2 separate regions of the Homo sapiens genome follow, and region 2 is linked to region 1. Evidence: read pairs that join two places in POLR2A ChIA-PET (ENCODE). Cell type or tissue: A673. All regions are shown on one strand. Links, peaks and the distances in the headings refer to the core of each region. The heading gives the core; the rest is flanking DNA. Region 1 overlaps IRAK1 (interleukin 1 receptor associated kinase 1). Region 2 overlaps SSR4 (signal sequence receptor subunit 4).

Region 1 (16,832 bases), core at 6,489-8,988:
GGTGTGTGTGTGTGTGTGTGTGTGTGCATGTGTGTGTGTGTGTGTGTGTGTGCGTGTGTGCGTGTGTGCATGTGTGCGTGTGTGTGTGTGTGCATGTGTGTGTGTGTGCATGTGTGTGTGTGTGCATGTGTGTGTGTGTGCATGTGTGCATGTGTGCGTGTGTGTGTGTGTGTGTGCATGTGTGTGTGTGTGTGTGTGTGTGTTTGAGACAGGGTCTCACCCTTTCTCCCAGGCTGGAATGCAGTGGCGCGATCTCGGCTCACTGCACCACGGACCTCCGGGCTCAGGTGATCCTCCCACTTCAACCCCCTGAATAACTGGGACTACAGGCGCACGGCCCCATGCCCAGCTAATTATGTAATTATGTCACTTTTCATAGAGACGGGGTCTCCCCATGTTGCCCAGGCTGGTCAGGAACTCCTGGGCTCAAGCGATCCACCCGTCTCAACCTCCCAAAGTACTAGGATTCCAGGCCTAAGCCACTGTGCCTGGCCTTCAGGGTTTTAAGGAACAGTTTCATTTCCACAGTGGGGCGGCTTGAGAAGTAGGGGCACCCCACCAGCAGCTGAGCAGAGAAGAAATGGTGGCTATCAGACAGCCCAGGCCTAGTGAATCCTCCAGTGAATTATTCCTGGCCTTTAAGAGACAGGTAATTCCAGCGAGGCGCAGTGGCTCACGCCTGTCATCCAAGCACTTCAGGAGGCCGAGGTGGACGGATCACGAGATCAGGAGATCGAGACCATCCTGGCTAACGCGGTGAAACCCCGTGTCTACTAAAAACACAAAACATTAGCCGGGCGCGGTGGCGGGCGCCTGTAGTCCCAGCTACTGGGGAGGCTGAGGCAGGAGAATGGAGTGAACCCGGGAGGCGGAGCTTGCAGTGAGCCGAGATGGCGCCACTGCACTCCAGCCTGGGCGACAGAGCGAGACTCCGTCTCAAAAAAAAAAAAGAGGTAATTCCAGGGTTTCAAAGAAAGTAAAGTTTCCAGATGTGCTTTATGAAGCCAGAATAACCTTTGTCCCCCAGGAGAATGTTAGTGTCACAAAGACAGACTCTTGTGGGTCCTGCTTGCTTCTCCGCTCTGAGTCCACAGCGGTGTCTGGCACACAGTAGGTACTCCTGGGTGACTCACTGAATCTGGTTGCAGACTTGACACACACACACATGCACACACGGAAAAGTATCGATACTGCTGTTAAACACTGGTAGGCATTTCTAAAATAAAAACATTAGCTAATATCATCCAAAAGCAGATCAAGGCATGAATATCCAGGCTGGGCGCGGTGGCTCATGCCTGTAATCCCAGCACTGTGGGAGGCTGAGGTGGGAGGATTGCTTGAGCCCAGGAGTTTGAGGCCAGCCTAGGTAACATGGTGAGTCTGTCTCTAAAAAAAAATACAAAAGTTAGGTGGGGATGGTGGTGCGAGCCTGTGGTCCTAGCTACTCGGAGGCTGAGGGAGAATTGCTTGGGCCTAGGAGTCTGAGGCTGCGGTGAGCCATGATCACACCACTGCACTCCAGCCTGGGTGACAGAGGGAGACCTGTGTGAAAGGAAAATAAATCTTGGGGCCCCCAAATCACTCAGCTAAAGGGAAAACTCAAGCTGGGAACTGCTTAGGGCCAACCTGCCTCCCACTCTATTCAAGGCCACTCCTCTGTTCACTGAGATAAATGCTTATTGGATTGCTTCCTTTGGAGAGGCTCATGAGAAACTCAAAACAACACAATCATTGGTCTCTTATCTACCCATGACCTGGAAGCCCCCTCCCCACTTCAAGTTGTCCCTTTCTGGACCAAGCCAATGTTCATCTTACATATGTTGACTGATGTCTCATGTCTCCCTAAAATGTATAAAACCAAGCTGTGCTCTGACCACCTCGGGCACATGTCGTCAGGACCATCCTCAACCTTGGCAAAACAAACTTTCTAAATTCACTGAGACCTCTCTCAGATATTCAGGGTTCACACCTGACTCTTAAAAAAAGCAAAGAAGTGAATAAACTATAACCAAATGTACACAACATATTGTTATTAACCATAGTCACGATGATGTACAACAAATCTCTTGAACTAATTGGAATTCCTCCTAATTGGAATTTTGAATCCCTTGGCCAACATCTCCTCATCCTTCCCTCCCCACCCACCACCCTGCAGCCCCTTTATGAGTTCAGCTTTTTTATTTTCTACATATCAGTGAGGTTGTGTGGTATTTGTCTTTTTGTACCTGGCTTATTTCATTTAACATAGTGTTCCCCAGTTTCACCTATTTTGTTGCAAATGACAGGATTTCCTTCTCTTTTATGGCTGAATGGGATTCCGTTGTGTACAGATATCACACTTTCTTTATCCATTCACCCATTGATAAACTCTTAGGTTGATTCCATCTCTTACCTGTTGTGAATAGTGCTGCAATGAACACGGGAGTGCAGGTATCTCTTTGACATGGTGATTTCAAATTTAAATATATACCTTTAAATATATACCAAGTAGTGAAATTGCTGGCTAATACGGTAGTTGTGTTTGTAGTTTTTGGACTATACTGTTCTCCGTACTGTCTGTGCTACTTTACATTCACACCAACAGCGTACGAGGTTCCCATTTCCCTGCATCCTTGTCAGCATTTGTTATTTTTTTAAACATCTTTTTGTTAAAAGCCATTTTAACTGGGGTGAGATGATATCTCGTGGTGCTTTTGACTTGTGTTTCCCTGATGGTGAGTGATGTGGAGCATTTTTTCATAGACCTGTTGGCCATGTCTATTCAGATCTTTTGCCCACTAAAATTTTCTTTTTTTGAGACAGGACCTCACTCTGTCACCCAGGCTAGAGTGCGGTGGCATGACCACAGCTCATGCAGCCTCATCCTCCTGGGCCCAGTCAACCCTCCCACGTCAGCTTCCTAAGTAGAAAAAGGCCAGCTGTGGTGGCTCACCCCTGTAATCCCAGCACTTTGGGAGGCCGAGGCAGGTGGATCACCTGAGGTCAGGAGTTCGAGACCAGCCTGACCAACATGGTGAAACCCTGTCTGTAGTAAAACTGCAAAAATTATCCGGGCGTGGTAGTGGGCACCCGTAATCCCAGCTACCTGAGGCTGAGGCAGGGGAATCACTTGAGCCCACGGCACGTGGATCACCTGAGGTCAAGAGTTTGAGACCAGCCTGGCCAACATGGTGAAACCCCATCTCTACTAAAAACGCAAAAAATGAGCCAGGTGTGGTGGCGGGCCCCTGTAATCCCAGCTGTCTGGGAGGCTGAGGCAGGAGAATCGCTTGAACCTGGGAGGCGGAGGTTGCCGTAAGCCAAGATGGTTCCACTGCACTCCAGCCTGGGCCGCAAGAGTGAAACTCCATCTCAAAAAAAAAAAAAAAAAGTGAAATCTGCAGAGATGACAGCTTCATGAGCTGATTGTATGAAGCCACAAACAGTACTGTGCTTAATGGTGAAACACCACAGCATTTTCATTAGTCAAGAATGAGACAATATTCCCAGGATCACCACTGTTTCTTCCCGTTTCCCAATGTTAAATTGGCCAATGCAATTGAAAAAGTTAGCCGGACGTGGCGCACAAGGAATACGTGTTGGAAGGATGAAGCAAAGTTCTCATTCTTTGTAAATCACTTGATTGCACCACTGAAACGTCCTCTGGTCTGCTGGGCAGGTTTGAGTCAGGAGATTCTGGCTGTCTTCACTGGGCCTATCTGAGACTGGGTGTCATTTGCTTTGCTCTTGTCTGATTTTACTGTCAGACATCACTCCTGTAACCAGTCTTTGTAGTAAGTCTCATTTCTTGCATGTACTTGGAAGTACATGCAATAAATGGTTTTATTTTCCCAGCGACTGTGCCCGCCCCCACCCCATTGAGTTGTGCCAAATCCCCCTTAAGACGTGGGGCCCGAGTCCATCATGTTTCAGTCAGGTTGCTTGTAATTAGTCTTATTCTGGTTCTTTTTTCTTTTCTTTTCTTTTTCTTTTTTTTTAGACAGAGTCTCGCTCTGTTGCCAGGCTGGAGTGCAGTGGCACAAACTCGGCTCACTGCAACCTCTGCCTCCCGGGTTCAAGTGATTCTCCTGCCTCAGCCTCCCAAATAGCTGGGACTACAGGCTTGCACCACCACACCCAGCTAATTTTTGTATTTTTAGTAGAGACGGGGTTTCACCATGTTGGCCAGGATGGTCTTGATCTCTTGACCTTGTGATCTGCCCGCTTCAGCCTTCCAAAGTGTTGGGATTACAGGCATGAGCCAACACGCCCGGCCTGGTTGTCTTTTCTTTTCTTTCTTTTTTTTTTTTTTTTTTTTTTTTTAAGACAGGGTCTCACTCTGTCACCCAGGCTGGAGTGCACTGATGAGATCTAGACTCACTGCAGCCTCAACTTCCTGGGCTTAAGCGATCCTCCCACCTCAGCCTCCCGAGAAGCTGGGACTACAGGCGTGCACCACCACGCCTGGCTAATTTTTGTATTTTTAGTAGAGACAGGGTTTCTTCATGTTGGCCAGGTTGGTCTCAAACTCCTGACCTCAGCTGATCCACCTGCCTCGGCCTCCCAAAGTGCTGGGATTACAGGCATGAGCCACGACTCCCGGCCTACCCTTAATTTTTTTTTTTTGAAGTGCACAAGCTAATTTTTTAATTACTATTTGTAGAGATTAGGTCTCCCTGTGTTGCCCAGGTTGGTCTTGAACTCCTGAGCTCACGCAATCCATCTACCTTGGCCTCCCACAATGCTGGACTGCAGGTGTGCACCACGCTCTGGCATCATTCTGGTTCTTAAACCCAAGGGTACTTATTTTCCAACATGAACCTTAACCTCACCCTTCCAGAAACTTCTCAGGCATGGGCAAGGTTGCAGTCTCCCTTACTGCAGGCAGCAATGACTTTAGCAACAGGTGATCTTGGTGGGCTCGTAGGGGAGTGGGAATGGGCAGTGGCTTTTGTCCTCCTTTTGTTGTCCGCTGGGGATCTTGGTTGGGAAGCCTGAACCCAGCATTGTTTCCTAGCCCTGTGTTCAACAATGCCGGGAGCGAGGTGCCTTCCTATCCCCGTGATAAACAGTTCTGGGACCTGTTGCTCTGCCACACAATCCTGAGAACTAGCACAAGTCAATTCGCTTGCAGGACCAACACACCCATGCTCCTGAAAGATGAGACTCGCAGAGCCCGGCCCGAGACTGCACCCAGCCGTCCAAGGCTGACCATGCTTCCCACCCGGCCCTCCCCACGCCGGCTCGGACTTCGGGCATTTTCTCTCCTCCTTTCCTCCCTGGTGATCTGAGGCCGGCTCTGTCGGGGGAGTGTTCTTCCTCTTTGCAGTGAGTCCAATAAACTCAGCTTTGCCTGAACAACAGGTTTTTCTGGTGGTGATTTTGGGGAGTCTACAGCCAACAGCTGAAATTGGGAAAACGGGGCGGGGGTGGGGAATCCCTTTTTGTTTTTTGTTTTTATTTTTTACAGTAAAGTGAAAGCAAGTTTATTAGGAAGATAGAGGAATAAAAGAATGGCTGCTCCATAGACAGGGCAGCTGGGAATCCCTTTTAGCACCTGGTGGCTGCAGATGGGTAGAAATACAGACCATATTTGGTTCTTAGTTTAATTAGCCAGAGACGCAGAACAGGGTGGGAAGCCAGACGGCCACACCTAGCACCTCATCAGGCTGCAGCCAACCAGGGCCTCTCGGGGCTGGGAAAACTCGATTCTTGCTGTACTTGGGCTTACTCGGCTCTCCATCTTATGCAAACACCTCTCCTTATGAAAGGCAAGAAGAATTTGTTCTACACTGGGGATGGGTTGTGCCTGTCACATGGAGCAGCCTGGGGACCTAGAGGGACCCTTTAGAAGCTTAGCACCTAGCAATTCCTTTTCACATGTGACTCATGGTCTATTCAGTTTTAGTACTTCTTTTTTTTTTGACAGAGTTTTGCTCTGTCACCCAGGCTGGAGTGCAATGGCGCGATCTCTGCTCACCGCAACCTCTGCCTCCCAGGTTCAAGTGATTCTCCTGCCTCAGCCTCCCAAGTAGCTGGGATTACGGGCACGCGCCACCACGCCTGGCTAATGTTGTATTTTTAGTAGAGACGGGGTTTCTCCACGTTGGTCAGGCTGGTCTTGAACTCCCAACCTCAGGTAGTCCCCCTGCCTCGGCCTCTCAAAGTGCTGGGATTAAAGGCGTGAGCCACCACGCCCGGCTTTTTTTTTTTTTTTTTTGAGATGGAGTCTTGCTCTGTCGCCCAGGCTGGAGTGCAGTGGCACCATCTCAGCTCCCTGCAACCTCCGCCTCTTGGGTTCAAGCAATTCTCTGCTTCACCCTCCCACGTAGCTGGGATTACAGGTGCCCACCACCATGCCCGGCTAATTTTTGGATTTTTAGTAGTGACGGGGTTTCACCATCTTGGCCAGGCTGGTCTTGAACTCCTGACCTCGTGATCCATGGCGCCTGGCCTACTACTTCTTTATTCATTTATTTTTTGAGACGGAGTCTCGCTCTGTCACCCATGCTGGAGTGCAGTGGCACGATCTCGGCTCATTGCAACCTCCACCTCCCGGGTTCAGCTTCCCGGATAGCTGGGACTACAGGTGCGCGCCACCACGCCCAGCTAATATTTTGTATTTTGTAAGTAGAGACGTGGTTTCACCGTGTTGGCCAGGGTGGTCTCAAACTCTTGACCTCAAGTGATCTGCCTGCCTCGGCCTCCCAAAGTGCTGGGATTACAGGCGTGAGCCACTGTGCTTGGCGCAGTTTTACTACTTCTTGAGACAACTCTGAAGATTTCTATTTTTCACAGAAAGTCATTCAGTTAATCTAGACTTTTCAAATGTATTGCCATAAAGTTATATTTACTATTTTAAAATTTTAATTTCCTCCTTAACCCAACATTTATTTAAAAGGGTCATTTCAGCCGGGCGTGGTGGCTCACGCCTGTAATCCCAGCACTTTGGGAGGTCGAGGCAGGTGGATCACCTGAGGTCAGGAGTTTGAGACCAGCCTGGGCAACATAGTGAGACCCCATCTCTACAGAAAAATAAAAAATTAGCCGGGCGTGGTGGCACACATCTGTAGTCCCAGCTCCTCGGGAGGCTGAGATGGGAGGATCACTTGAACCTGGGAGGTCGAGGTTGCAGTGAGCCATGATCGCACCACTGCACTCCAGCCTGAGTGACAGAGCCAGATCCTGACTGCTGCTCATAGAGATCTCGCCTAAAGATCTTGCCTAAGTGCAAAAACACACACACACAGAAACTGGAACAACCGAACTGACCCTTTGGGGAGGCTGGCGAAATAAATGACATGGAGTACATTCATACAGCTCTAAAAAAGGACAAAAGTCAGGGACATCTGTGTCCAGGGAACACTCTCGATTTGTCTTGTTAAGTGAAACTGGCGAGGCGTGGAATCATGAGAGAAGCGTGAGTAGAGGGGACTTAAACCAGGGACTGGTGGCCACAGCTAGTGTTAGCCAGGGGACTGGAGGCTGGGAGACTGAGAAGGAGATTTTCTTACTTCGTACGTGTCTGTACTGTTTGGATTTTTTTTTTTTTTTTTTTTTTGAGAGGGTATTTTTTAAAAGGAAAAGCTTGTTTTGTTTTTCTTTTTAAAAAATAGGCTCTAAAAATTCTGGAGAGAAATAAAAAAGGCAACATGGTGGCCGGGTATGGGCGTCTCTTCTGATTCCAGGCTGGTTGGCACTGGCCACCTTGCTCAATGGTTGCCTTAGAAACCGGCCTAGCGAGGGGGTGTCAGTTGTCTCTGGTAGCCATTAAGGCAGTGACTCAGCAGAAAACCCAACCCAAGAGGGAGTTGTTCATTCACTGACTTTCCTTCTCTCCCAGAAAAGCATGGGTGAGGCCATTTCTGTTACATTTGCGATCGGGTGGCAGCTGCTCCGCCGTGAAGGCGGTAGCGAGAAGTCTGCCCGCTCCTCCAGCCTCTCACTAGGTGAGTGGCGTCTCTGTGCTGCCCTGTCCCTCAGAAACCACAGGTTCCGGTCCCTCTGCCAGCCTGTCCCCTGTCTCTCCCCTCCCGCTGACAGGGTGAAACCAGCTTCCGCTCACAAGCACTTGCTGGGGGTTGCCACAGGCATGGCTCTTGGGGAGATCTTTAGTAAAAAACCCAACCAAACATCACGAGTGGAACCGAGTGTGGATCATAAACTCAACTGAGAGAAAAGCCAAGGGACGCATGTGGGCAAAATACACAGAAAACCCAGCATGGGCGCGGGGGCTCTCGCCTGTCATCCCATCACTTTGGGAGGCCAAGGCGGGTGGATCACTTGAGGTCAGGAGTTCGAGACCAGCCTGGCCAACATGGTGAAACCCCATCTCTACTAAAATACAAAAATTGGTCGGGCATGGTGGTGGACACCTGTAATCCCAGCTACTCGGGAGGCTGAGGCAGGAGAATTGCTTGAACCGGGGAGGCGGAGGTTGCCGTGAGCTGAGATCACACCACTGCACTCCAGCCTGGGTGACAGAATGAGGCCCTGTCTCAGAAAAAAAAAAAGAATCACGTGCTGAGACATGCTACAACACAGATGAACCCCAAAATCATAATGCTAAGTGAAAGAAGCCAGACACGAAAGATCCCATGAGTATTATCCCATTTATATGGAGTGTTCAGAGTAGGTGAATCTATAGAGACAGAAAGGAGATGAGTGACTGCCTCAGCTGGAAGGGAAAATGGGGAAGAAATGGGTAGTGACTATTAAAAGGTATGGTGTTTTTTTTTCTTTGTTTTTGTTTTGTTTTGTTTTGTTTTATTTTGTTTTTTTGAGATGGAGTCTCGCTCTGTCACCCAGGCTGGAGTGCAGTGGCATGATCTCGGCTCACTGCAACCTCTGCCTCCTGGGTTCCAGCAATTCTCCTGCCTCTGCCTCCTGAGTAGCTGGGACTACAGGCGCCCACCACGATGACTGGGCAATTTTTGTATTTTTAGTAGAGATGGGGTTTCATCGTGTTGGCCAGGTTGGTCTCAAACTCCTGACCTCAGGTGATCCACCCACCTCGGCCTCCCAAAGTGCTGGGATGACAGGTGTGAGCCACCACGCCTGGCCAGTGTTTCTTTTTGGAATGATGAAAATATGCTCAAATAGAGTGCTGGTTGCACAAGTCTGTAAATCTATTAAAAACACGGAGTTGCACACTTCAAACAACTGAACCTTGTGGCGTGTGAGGTAGATGTCTTAACACAGCTGTTAAAAAGCCCAGGATAGCTGGGCACAGCGGCTCAGCTGTAATCCCAGTACTTTGGGGGGGCTGAGGAAGGAGGATCGCTTCAGCTCAGGGGCTTGAGACCAGCCTTGGCAACCTAGCGAGACCCTGTCTGTACTAAAAATAAAAATAATTAGCTGGGCATGGTGACATGCACCTGAGGTCCCAGGTACTCGAGAGGCTAAAGCGGGGGCTGTGGGCAGGAGAACAAGGCTGCAGTGAGCTATGATCACGCCATTGCACTCCAGCCTGGGCAACATAATGAGATCCTGTCTCAATAAACACATGAAAGAGACACATACTGTTATTTCAAACTTCACTCAAAATACACTGCCTTCTATGTGCTGGGACCCAGAGAGGGTTTGTGGCATGTTTGTAGGAATAAGTCCGGATCAGAACGGAGCTGAGAATGGGTGTTCACTCGTATTCTTCAATGTCTCCTATTGAGATGATGTTATCCACTTGTTATTTTCTTGACCCTATTTTCTGCCAAGAAATAAAGTAATTTGAGAGAGAGAGAGAGAGCGAGATCTAACGTGGAAAAACAGATCTGCAGGAAGGCATGGAACGCACTAGAAAGGTAAAAAATGGGCTGTTTAGACCAACACTAATAGTGTCCTTTGGGATTTAAAATATACGAAAACAAGAGCACCCGAGGCCCGGCGGAAACACAGTCTCGCTGCTGGGAGGCTCTGGCGTTGCTTGAGCCACTGCACCGCAGACTCAATCCCTAGGGTAACTGCTGGAGTAATAATGAAAAGTGACACTGAGAAAAGGCAAAAAAAGAGAAAGAAAGTAACCAACGACAGATGGGACAACAGAGAACAAATGGTAAGCTGGTCCTCACACACAGCCAGAGCAGGAGGGTGGCGGGGGTCAGGGTCTAATGGTGTGGAGGAGGAGGAGGAGGATGTTGAGGGTGAAGAAACAAAGCCCATGCCCCCGAGTTGTACACTTATAAATAGTTAAACAGATGAATATTATGTTGTATATATTTTATCACAATAAAAGATCTCACATACAGCCATATTGGCAAATCCATTAAAATGAAAATGGATAAACACACAAAGATTGCCGGGCTGGCGTAGAGGGAAAATAAAACCAATCAATCAATATGCTGCCTCAAAGAGACATTCTTTCTTTCTTCCTTTCTTTCCTTCCTTCCTTCCTTTCTCTCTTTCTTTCTTTTTTGACAGAGTCTCACTCTGCTGCCCAGGCTGGAGTGCAATGGCGTGATCTCAGCTCACTGCAACCTCCATCTCCCGGATTCAAGTGATTCCCCTGCCTCAGCCTCCTGAGTAGCTGGGATTATAGGCGTGCACCATCATACCCCACTAATTTTTGTATTTTCACTAGAGACAGGGTTTTACCATGTTGGCCAGGCTGGTCTCAAACTCCTCACCTCAAGTGATCTTCTCACCTCAGCCTCCCAAAGTCCTGGGATTACAGGAATGAGCCACCGTGCCCGGCTGCATTTTATTTTATTTTATTTTATTTTTGAGATGGAGTCTTGCCCTGTTGCCCAGGCTGGAGTGCAGTGGCGTGATCGCCGCTCACTGCAAGCTCCGCCTCCCGGGTTCACGCCATTCTCCTGCCTCAGCCTCCCGAGTAGCTGGGACTACAGGTGCCCGCCACCACGCCCGGCTAACTTTTTGTATTTTTAGTAGAGATGGGGTTTCACCATGTTAGCCAGGATGGTCTTGATCTCCTGACCTCGTGATCCACCCGCCTCGGCCTTCCGAAGTGCTGGGATTACAGGCGTGAGCCACTGCGCCTGGCCCATTTTATTTCTTAAAAACAGCTTTTTTTTTTTTTTTTTTTTTTTTGACAGAGTCTCACTCTGTCGCCCAGGCTGGAGTGCACTGGTGCCATCTTGACTCACTGCAAGCTCCATCTCCTGGGTTCACGCCATTCTCCTGCCTCAGCCTCCCAAGTAGCTGGGACTACAGGTGCCCGCCACCACGCCTGGCTAATTTTTTGTATTTTTAGTAGAGACAGGGTTTCACCATGTTAGCCAGGATGGTCTCGATCTCCTGACCTAATGATCTGCCTGCCTCGGCCTCCCAAAGTGCTGAGATTACAGGCGTGAGCCACTGTGCCTGGCCAAAAACAGCTTTATTGAGGTATAATTGACATAAAATAAACTGCACATTTAAAGTGAACAGTTTGAAAGTTATATCTGCCAAACCATCAACACAATCGAGAATGAACCCACCAGGCCAGGCGTGGGGGCTCACGCCTGCAGTCCCAGCTACCTGGGAGGCTGAGGTGGGTGGATCGTGTGAGCCCAGGAATTCGAGACCAGCCTGGGCAACATGGCAAGACCCCATCTCTACAAAAAATACAAAAACTGGCCGGAACTGGGATCTGGAAGGCGGAGGGGACGCAGTAGGCATTTGTGCACTGTGAGTCCTGGTGTGGGGCCATCGCAGCACTGCCAGCTCCCATCAGGTCTCCCTGATCAGATGTTCCAACATGTGTATACAGATGTGTACAACACCCAAGAGAAATGAGTGTGTATGTGCAGCAAGACAGATTCGGAAATGTTCATAACAGCTTTATGCCAGCCCCAAACTCAATCCAAACGCCCAAGAGTAGAAAGAGTCAAATGCGGCCCATTCTTACAATGGAACGCTACCTGGGAAGGCAAAGCAATCGCTTAGCGCTACTCACGGCTGCAACAGAACAACAGTGCAGAGCAATAGCAGGCAGACGCGAGTTCGTACCACGTGTGTTAATCCATTCTCACACTGCTGTACAGAAATAGCCAAGACCGGGCAATTTATATAGAAAGGAGGTTCAATGGGCTCACGGTTCTGCAGGCTGTACAGGAAGCATGGCTGCATCTGCTTTTGGGGAAGCCTCAGGAAGCTTCCAATCATGGCGGGAGGCAAAGGGGGAGCAGGCACATCAGATGGCCACAGCGGGAGCAAGAGCCGGACAGTGGAGGTAGCACACACTGTTAAACAACTATCATGAGAACAGCACCCAGGGATGGCGCGGAAGCATTCATGAGAAATCTGCCCCCATGACCCAGTCACTTCCCACCAGGCCCCGCCTCCAGCACTGGAGATTGGGGCAGGGACACACATCCAAACTAAATCACGACACAATCTCATTGACATGAAATTCCAGAACATGCAAAACTATCTATGTGTTTAAAGCCAGGTTTGGATGTTCTCTGGTGCTACTCTCATCAAAAAAGGCGGCCCACAGCGCCTCTCCCCTTGCATACACTGGCCTCAGAGGCTTGCGTCTAGTGAGCAGGCTGCCGGGGAAGTGGCAGCACCTGATCCCCAGGCCAGGCCATCAGATGACGTGGCCTCCGCTGGGCTTTCTAGCTTGAGATGCTCCCCGGAGAACCCAGCCTCACAGGCACATGGAGGTGTCCTCACCCCGGCAGCGTCCTCCGCTGGACACGAAGGAGCCGCTGGGTGGTTCCAGCTCGTGGCCATCGGGCTGCCCCGGCTAACCGACTGCAGCGGGTGAGCTCTGCCAACTGAGACCTCACAGAGCACAGGCTCGCGAGCAAAACAAACATTGCCATTATTTTCAGCCCGTACATCTTGGGGTGGCTTGGTACCTAGCAAGAGATAACTGGAGCAGATTCATATGTGGGTCTATGTGGTGGCTGCCACATGGCCGTGTACATATAAAACAGTCATTGGGCTGTACGAGTACGGTTTGTGTACTTTTCTACCTTTAACTTATACCTCCCTAACAAAGTCTTTCAGAAAAGCCTAACTCCTGAGGCTCTGGTGTGGGCAGCTGGGTGGGCGCTGGAACTAGTCCCACACGCTGAGGTGGGAAGCTCATGGTGAAAGGGAATCCCAAGTCTGCTTGGCCATCTAAGTTTACGGTGCCTGTGAGAAAAATCAGAAGGCCAAAACCTCAGGAGAGAGAGCATGACGGAGGCGCTGCCGTTTGGGAATGGACATGATAGAGCCGTGAGAATGAGGAAGATCACCGTCGGGAATGAGTGCAGGCAGCTAAGAAGGCGCAGAGGCGTGTCTGGAGGGACTCACACCTTGTAGAGGCTGGGTAGAGAGAGCCCACGCACGCTGAGAAAGAACACAGACTTCAGCGTCACAGAGGTCACAAGAGACAAGCGGTTGGTGGGGGAGTAGGCACCGGCGAGAGAAAGTCCAAGAGGACTGGATGGATTTGACAACACGGAGATCCCTGGTGTTCTGGATGAACGCTGATTGGATGGAGTGGCAGGGGTAGAAGCAGAGGAAGAGGGACTGCACAGGGAATGGGCAAGTGAGAAAACAGACAAGGATTCTGAAAAGTTTAGCTACAAAGAGGAACAGAGAATTAGGGTTGTGGTTGGAGGGGGTGTTGGGTCAAATGAGTTTTTATTTTTATTCTTCAAGAACGGAAGCTACCAGGACATGTTTGATGAAAATAGATCCAGAGGCCGGGCGCAGTGGCTCACGCCTGTAATCCCAGCATTTTGGGAGGCCGAGGTGAGCGGATCACCTGAGGTCAGGAGTTCGAGACCAGCCTGGCCAACATGGGGAAACCCCGTCTCTACTAAAAATACAAACATTAGCTGGGCTTGGTGACACATGCCTGTAGTTCCAGCTACTCAGGAGGCTGAGGCAGGAGAATTGCTTGAACCCGGGAGGCAGAGGTTGCAGGGAGCTGAGATCATGCTGCTGCACTCCAGCCTGGGTGACAGAGTGACTCTGTCTCAAAAAAAAAAAAAAAAAGAAAAGAAATAGATCCAGAAGCAAGGAAGAAATTGATCATGTCGGGTGACATTATGAGTGAAGAAGTCCTCAGAAAAGAGGAGAAACTTGCAATTCTGGCCACAGTGGAATAACTGATGCCAGTTGTAAACACCTAAAACACTGGGCAACTATTTTTAGATATCGGACAATAGGCTGTGCAGGGCTGTGACCAGAGAGAAAACAAAGAAGGTGAGCCTTACAAGTACCCTGAGTTTCTGCCTGGAGGCACTTTCACACCATGGTTCAGCAAAGGGGCCTGAGCGGAACCAGCAGTCTCACTGAATTACTAGAGCGACCAAGCCAATAGCAGAGAAAAAACAGAATCCCAGAAATATGTAATTAATCCAAAAGTCAAAACAGATGGGGTAATAGAAAACAAATAACAAGATGATAGACTTAACTCCAACCATTAAATGGAAATGGATTAAACAGACCAACTAAAGGCAGAGATTGTCAGATTGTTTAAAAGAATAAGGCTGGGCTGGGTGCCACGGCTCACACCTGTAATCCCAGCACTTTGGGAGGCTGAGGCGGGCAGATCACTTGAGGTCAGGAGTTCGAGACCAGCTTGGCCAACATGGTGAAACCTTGTCTCTACTAAATAAAAATATAAAAATTAGCTGGGCGTGGTGGCACACACCTGTAGTCCCAGCTACTATGGAGGCTGAGGCAGAAGAATCGCTTGAACCTGGGAGGCGGAGGTTGCAGTGAGCCAAGATTGCACCACTGCACTTCAGCCTGGGTGACAGAGTAAGACTCTTGTCTGAAGAAAAAAAAAAAAAAAAAAAAAGCCGGGCACAGTGCCTCATACCTGTAATCCCAGCACTTTGGGAGGCTGAGGTGGGTGAATCACCTGAGGTCAGGAGTTCGAGATCAGACTGGCCAACATGTTGAAACCCCGTCTCTACTAAAAATAGAAAAATCAGTCGGGCGTGGTAGCGGACGCCTGTAATCCCAGCTACTCGGGAGACTGAGGCAGGAGAATCACCTGAACCTGGGAGGCAGAGGTTACAATGAGCCGAGATCGCACCATTGCACTGCAGCCTGGGTGACAAGAGCGAAACTCCATCTCAAAAAAAAAAGTAAATATACAGACAGCCAGGGACAGGTGCAGTGGCTCACACCTGTAATCTAGCACTTTGGGAGGCCGAGGCGGGCGGATCACTGGAGGTCAGGAGTTCGAGACCAGCCTGGTCAACATGTGGAAACCCTGTCTCTATTAAAAATACAAAAAAATTAGCCGGGTGTGGTGGTGGGCACCTGTAATCCCAGCTACTCGGGAGGCTGAGGCAGGAGAATCACTTGAACCTAGGAGGCAGAGGTTGCAGTGAGCTGAGATAGCGCCATTGCACTGCAGCCTGGGCAACAAGAGCAAAACTCCATCTCAAAAAAAGAAAAAAAAAAAAGAATTTAAACAAGGTCACAGAATATACGGTTCATATGCAAAACTCAACCGCTTTTTTTTTTTTTTTTTTTTTTTTTGAGGCAAGGTCTCCCTCTGTTGCCCGGGCTGGAGTGCAGTGGTGGAATCATGGCTCACTGCAGCCTCAACGTCCTGGGCTCAAACTATCCTCCTGGGTCAGCCTCCTGAGTAGCTCAAACTACAGGCATGCACCACCATGCCTGGCTAATTTTTGTACTTTTTGTAGAGACGGGGTTTCGCCATGTTGCCCAGGCTGGTCTCAAACTCCTGGCCTCAAGTGATCTGCCCGCCTTAGCTTCCCAAAGCGCTGGAATCACAGGCGTGAGCCACCGTGCCCAGCATCAATTGCATTTCTGTATAATATCATGATGAACTAGAAAATCAAAGATACCATTTAGAATAGCATAAAAAACATGGACTACATCAGGAAAAACCTGACACGGGAAGTGCTGGGTGTGGCCAGCCCAGAGTAGTAACAAGACCCTGGACGCTCAAGAACCCTGAAGTGTAAGGCATCAGGAAAGCTCAAGGCTTTCGGTGCAACAAAGTCCACAAGTAGAGCCCGAGATTGCAACATACGTTTTTATTACTCAAGGACAACCTGGACGTCACCAATGCCCAGCTTCACGGGGGCATGTAGTGTGACTCACGGCTGAACACAAAATCACTGTGAAGCCTGTGCTACAGCCCTGGGCTACTTTTGGACACGCAAGAGGACACTCGGTTACATGAAACCTGACTTGCTTCTGAAGACATGTGATACATGTCTTTTCCCTGAAAATGTTTCCCTTCCCTGTCTGCCATGCTCCCAACTTTTCTGCCTTCCAGGGGCTTCTCACTGTCTGGGTAACTAGGTCTTGGGCCTAGCTAGACCTTGGGTAGTGGCCCCTCTGCCACAATCAGTGCCTGGGCCTGAGGCTGAGCTTGTGGCCTCCGAAGCCTGACCTGGCTCGGAGCTCGTCTGTGGCGCCCAGGGATGGCCTGGCTTGCAGGCCACCACATTAGGCCAGCTCGCAGGTCCCCAGTAAAGCCTGAAGACACTGGCCCGAGGTTGGAGGTGGGTGCTGCTCGACTTTCTGGAGGATCTCAGAATTCTCGCTTCTTGCTAGGACTGAACCATGAGACTTACAGCCATACTTCACTTTTCCCAGGGTTTTTCTTTTTGAAACAGGGTCTTGCTCTGTCACCCAGGCTGGAGTGCAGTCATACAATCATGACTCACTGCAGCCTCGACCTCCCAAGCATAAATGATCCTCCTACTTCAGCCTCCCCAGCAGCTGGGACCACAGGCGTGCGCTACCACGCCAGGCTAATAGTTTAAAAAATTTTTTGGCAGAGACAGGGTCTCATCATGTTGCCCTGGCTGGTCTTGACCTACTGGGCTCCAGCGATCCTCCTGCCTTGGCCTCCCAAAGTGCTGGGATTACAGGCGTGAGCCACCGCACCCGGCCACACTTTTCCAAATTGTAAGCAG
Region 2 (5,379 bases), core at 2,705-5,204, 200 kb before region 1:
ACCGGCAGCCAGGCTTTTCCTTGTCTGCCCATACGAAGAGGAGTCCCCGAGCCTCCATGGTGCGCCCGGCCCCCAAGCTGCAGCACGGAACGTGACACATGTCCCGGCTCCCGCTCCCTGCGGGGTCGGACCGGAGCGAAGCTCTGTAGCGCTGAGCGATCGCGGCCAAAAACGGGGCTGGAGGAGCCACATAAGCTAGGAAGGGACCTCAGTGAGGAGAGGGAGCAAGAGCGGGGCGAGTTAGATGGGGAGCCAAAGGTGCGCAGGGCCTTGAGTGCCAGGCCGAAGACTGGCTTTTCCGGAGGGCCCTGCCTTACCCTTACCAGAGTTTTCGGCAGAGCCGACCAGGGGTCCCGTCGATTTGCATTCGTGAGGGGCTGAGGTCTGAACTCCAGAGTGTGTTTAGGAGGTGGCTGCAGCAGCCAGCCCCGGGCCCGGGGGCCAGGACTGGACAGGGGCGGCTTTCTCCACATTCCCTTTTCTGCCGTCCTTCAGGCCAGTAGCCTTGCTGCCTGCAACGTTTTGGCAGCCTAACTGGCCTCCCTTTCCGCACACTCCTCATCTGCCCCTCAGGAATTCCCTGAACTATAGTCAGGGACGTATCCAGAGGACAAGCCTGGCCATAAAACCCTTCGGGGGCTCCCCTGCGCCACAGGAAGCAGGCCCAACTTAGGCAGGACACAGAAGGGCTGGCGGGATCTAGCCCCTGAGAACTGCCTCCACGCTGTTCCTAGGGATCTGCCTCCTGTGGTCCAGACCCAGAGCCTTCTCTGACGTCCTCTGCTGAAGCCATCGTTCTGCCAGGGCACCACATTTGGACAGCGGGTGGCTGAGAACATTCCCACTTTGGGGAGCCTTTGTTTCACACCCTCTGATGTAGGCGGCAGCCTTCCTTTCCTTTGGGCCTCTGGTTATGGAGAAGGCTAAGGCAAGGTCCTTTCTCTCACAGCTAACAAGTTGTGCTTCTGGAACCAGAGTCTCTCCCGTTTACTTCTTCAGGAAACGCTGGGGCCAGTCTTCACCTTCTGTCAACTGGCCGGGGGCAGAGACCCTTTCTCTCATCTTGAAAGCCCCAGTGCATTGCCTGCCTGCAGCCCCCACCCCCGATGTCTCTGCTGAGGATGCCTTCAGTAACTCGTCCAGGCCGTTTGTGGCTCTGAATTGAGGCTGGCGTGGCCCCCGGGCCTCCGTGTCATAGGTCCAAGTGTTGGCATGTATTGTCCAGTGAATCCAGCCCCCACCTGTCCCCAGTTCGCTCTTCCTGCACACCTCCAGAAAGCCGGCCTTGCCCCTCCCCAGCCTTCCTTCACAGCCATCCCGCCTACGTTGCCATTGCATTTGTGACCGAGCACTTGGATCTGTCTCGCATATCCCACCTGGAAGGGGCAGGAAGAGCGCATGGGTCCCCAGCTGATCCGTGCTATGAGGCAGGGCCGGGCCATCCTGCCCTCAGACCGGGATACTCGAGCTGGCCTTACCCAGGCATCTCTCCCTCTTCCCCGCAGCCGAGGCCTGCCTGGAGCCCCAGATCACCCCTTCCTACTACACCACTTCTGACGCTGTCATTTCCACTGAGACCGTCTTCATTGTGGAGATCTCCCTGACATGCAAGAACAGGGTCCAGGTGAGACAGTGGGGTTTCAGACAGGAGGGCGGGTGGGGGGTGCTCCTCACTGCTAGTTGATGGGGGACCTGTGTCGATAGAGGGAGAATCAAGATTCCAACTCTTGGGGTGCCGGAGAGATCAGGGCACGGTGATGCCAGATCCTAGCCAGTGTTGACAGGTCACCTTCCTCACCTGCTTTGTGTGCTGTGCCTACACGAGGTAACCCTGGGCTCACCACCCGCTGTTTCCTGAATGAGTATCTGGACCGGGAGAAAGGGCCAGGAGTCAGCCCACCCCGGTTGCCATTGGCCAGTTTGTCTGTGTGGGTGTTTTGTTTTTGTTTTTGTTTTTTGTTTGTTTTTTTGAGATAGGGTCTCACTCTGTTGCCTCAGCTGGAGTGCATTGGCACGATCTTGGCTCACTGCAGCCTCCACCTCCCGGGTTCAAGCGATTCTCCTCTCAGTCTCCTAAGTAGCTGGGATGACAGGTGCTCGCCACCATGCCCAGCTAAGTTCCCATAAGTCCAAAGAAGGAAATGGGGCCTTTTTTGGGTATGGCCCTCTTAGGGTAAAGCACCCCTTGGGCAGCCCACTGGGCACCCCTGACCCCAGCACCTCCCTTGTAGACTCAGGAAATCACTCAGCCCTTTTGATCATCCCGCCCCTGCTCACAGTCAACAGGGTTCCTATGCGTCCAGTTAGGCCCGGCCATGGGGATCTGGCCTTGTGCCCCCGTAGGGAAGACCAATGCAGAGGGCCAGTCACGGGATTGGTGAGTGTTACTTGGTACCTCCTGCCAGGGACACTGCAGCCCCCAACTGGGCCTAGCCTGCCCACCTGCAGGCCGTGTGAGCAGCGCACAGGGCTCCTCTGCCCACACCCAGAGGGGGCAGAAGGTGACCCTGCCTTTGTTCCCTCACCCAGAACATGGCTCTCTATGCTGACGTCGGTGGAAAACAATTCCCTGTCACTCGAGGCCAGGATGTGGGGCGTTATCAGGTGAGGGGCCAATGGTTCCCTTGCTAGGGGGCTCCCTGCTCCCGGGTGTGACCTGAAGCCCCAGGGGTGGCCGGTCAACCAGGGCCAGGGGCCGTGGGCTCTGGCTGCCGGAGTGCTGCAGTGTCGGCACTGGTGGTCAGGGTGGCCCCTCCGTGTCCACTCTGCCCACACTCTGCTCAACACCCAACCCAGGTGTCCTGGAGCCTGGACCACAAGAGCGCCCACGCAGGCACCTATGAGGTTAGATTCTTCGACGAGGAGTCCTACAGCCTCCTCAGGAAGGTGAGGACTCCTGTAGCCCACTGTGCTCCCCTGTCCCTGGGGAGCAGGATGGGCTGGGTTGGGAGGTGCTGGCAGCAAGTCCTGAGCTGGGTGGCCTTTCTGTGATCCTGTCCCTTCCTCAGTGTCTCTTGCCCATTTCTCTCCTTTCCTTTTCTGGGGCTTGGGCCGGTGTTCCTACCTGTCTTTCCCCTCCCCTCCCCACCCCCACACGCCAGGCACCCCTGACCCCAGCACCTCCCTTGCACCTCCCTTGCAGGCTCAGAGGAATAACGAGGACATTTCCATCATCCCGCCTCTGTTTACAGTCAGCGTGGACCATCGGGTGAGTGGCCTGGTCCCTCCTCCTTTTTGGGGTTGTTGGGCTGAGTGAAGGTTATCCTCTCCACAGCCCCAGCTCTGCTGCTGGGCCGTGATTGGCCAGCATGTCTTGGTTCCCCTGGCGGAAGGTGACCAGGGCTGGCTGGTCTGCTCACCTGTACTCCCCTGAGCTGGCTTGTGATCTCCTTTTTTTCAGGGCACTTGGAACGGGCCCTGGGTGTCCACTGAGGTGCTGGCTGCGGCGATCGGCCTTGTGATCTACTACTTGGCCTTCAGTGCGAAGAGCCACATCCAGGCCTGAGGGCGGCACCCCAGCCCTGCCCTTGCTTCCTTCAATAAACATCACAGGACCTGGGACTGCACAGGACCTGGGGCTGCTGGCTTGCGTTATTGTGCCTTCCCCCGACTGGGAGAGCTGGGGGCCCAGCGTCCTCTTGTCTGCCTGGCCAGCAGAGGCACCAGGCAGGAAAGGGGTGGGCTTTGGTCTAGAACTCCCGTCCCTCCTCCCAATGAAGCCCCCCGTCTGGTCCCCACAAAACCCTGTATCCACCTTCCCAGTGACTCTCTCCTGGTTCTGGTGAGGGCAGTGGGCTTGGCCACCTCCTCCCCAGGTGGCCCCACAGGCTCCATGGGGAAACAGCCAGCCTGGTCTTCATCACAGCTCCTGTGTTGGAAGCCCCGGGCCCATTCCGCACGCAGAGGGGTTTCCCTGCACTGCTTTCGGGCACAGCAAGTGCCCCCACCCTGCCCATGCGGCGTGCAGCTGTCTGGGCTTGGCCCCTCCATACTCCACACCCTGACCATGCCACCTGGCTTCCCGTGTGCTGTGCCTTCATGGGATATTGAGAAAATACACACCCATGGCCAGGTGTGGTGGCACACACCTGTAATCCCCACACTTTGGGAGGCCGAGGTGGGAGGATCACCTGAAGTCAGGAGTCTGAGACCAACCTGGGCAACATGGTGAGACCCTGTCTCTACAGAAAAAATAGAAAAATTAGCTGGGTGTGGTGGCATGCGCCTGTAGTTCAGCTACTTGACCTGGAGAGGTCAAGGATACAGTGAGTCGTGATCACAGCAGTGTGCTCCAGCCCGGGTGACAGAGTGTGAGACCTTGTCTCAAGAAAAAAACAAAACCCCACCTGTGAGGGGTACATCACTTCCTCCTAGAGACACCTCTCCCAAGAGCACCCGCGCCCTCAGGACACCAGGCAGGCATCCCGGCCTGGCACCACGCCTGGAGTTCATCCTGCACCTCTCCCATCAGCCTGATTTTCAGCTTGGCACATGCTGGCTCCTGACCAGCTAATGGTATTCCTTAGTGGCACTGAGGGCCCATGAGGCAGTGAGGGTCTTGGAGTCCAAAGGGACTGGGTGGAAATCCCAGGTGAGCCCTTCCCAGCCATGGGACCCAAGTCGGTTTGCTCAGCTGCGAGGCAGTGACAGTGCCTACTCCAAGGTGTCAGGGAGTCCACTGGGACCAGCCACCAAAGTCCTGACATCTGGGTCACCCATTGGCTGTTACTGGAGAGAAATGGAATTCTCCAGAGAGGCTGCCTTTTTCTTGTTTGTTTGTTTTTGAGACAGAGTTTCGCTCTTGTTGCCCAGGCTGGAGTGCAATGGCGCAATCTCAGCTCACTGCAACCTCCACCTCCCAGGTTCAAACAATTCTCCTGCCTCAGCCTCCCGAGTAGCTGGGATTACAGGCACCTGCCACCACACCCGGCTAATGTTTCGTATTGTTGGTAGAGACGGGGTTTCACTATGTTGGCCAGGCTGGTCTCGAACTCCTGACCTCAGGTGATCCATCCATCTCGGCCTCCCAAAGTTCTGGGATTATAGGCATGAGCCACCGCGCTCAGCCAAGGCTGAAAAGGAGGGAAGGCCCAAAACTTGCCTGGGAGGTAGGGGCTCCTCAGTACTTCAGCTCGGTGGCTAGAGAGAGCAGCACTGAGGGGCCGGGGGTGTCAGGAGCAGGTGAGGACTGCCTGTGACCTGGGTCTGTCAGAGTCTCGGGGAGGGGGTCATCTATATAAGCAGGGAGCCCTCTTCCCACCCCCAGGCCTTGGGAGGGGGGTTGGGAGGGGCCGGCTGCCAAGAATAGGTGGGCTTCTAGGAAGAGCTGGGCGCTCACCCCAGGACAGTGCAGCAGGAGCGTTGGGGCTGAGGGGCCAC

The links. ChIA-PET counts read pairs that join two places held together with the same protein. Peaks named below come from ENCODE experiments on the same cell type or tissue, not always from the same donor. Only the 100,000 strongest peaks of a DNase experiment are listed, where the experiment ranks them.
Region 2: POLR2A ChIA-PET joins it to region 1 with 6 read pairs; 4 of 35 experiments call an interaction of 5 or more read pairs at or near these places.

Annotation. Positions count from the first base shown.
Region 1 is chrX:153,994,581-154,011,412 of GRCh38, forward strand. It overlaps IRAK1 (interleukin 1 receptor associated kinase 1), which reads right to left. Exons shown (of 14, transcript NM_001569.4): 14 at 15,927-16,832. Among named protein-coding and RNA genes, the nearest start is that of IRAK1, 17 kb to the right of the region's middle. RefSeq lists enhancers at 5,645-6,145, 7,691-7,835, 7,788-7,837 and a cis regulatory region at 7,758-7,768. In A673, for the core only: no CTCF peak of the experiment used is centred there; a DNase peak (open chromatin) is centred at 7,741; H3K27ac peaks cover 810 bases.
Region 2 is chrX:153,794,929-153,800,307 of GRCh38, forward strand. It overlaps SSR4 (signal sequence receptor subunit 4), which reads left to right. Exons shown (of 6, transcript NM_006280.3): 2 at 1,506-1,624; 3 at 2,530-2,604; 4 at 2,797-2,886; 5 at 3,143-3,208; 6 at 3,401-3,571. The coding sequence ends at 3,505. Among named protein-coding and RNA genes, the nearest start is that of SSR4, 3.0 kb to the left of the region's middle. In A673, for the core only: no CTCF peak of the experiment used is centred there; no DNase peak of the experiment used is centred there.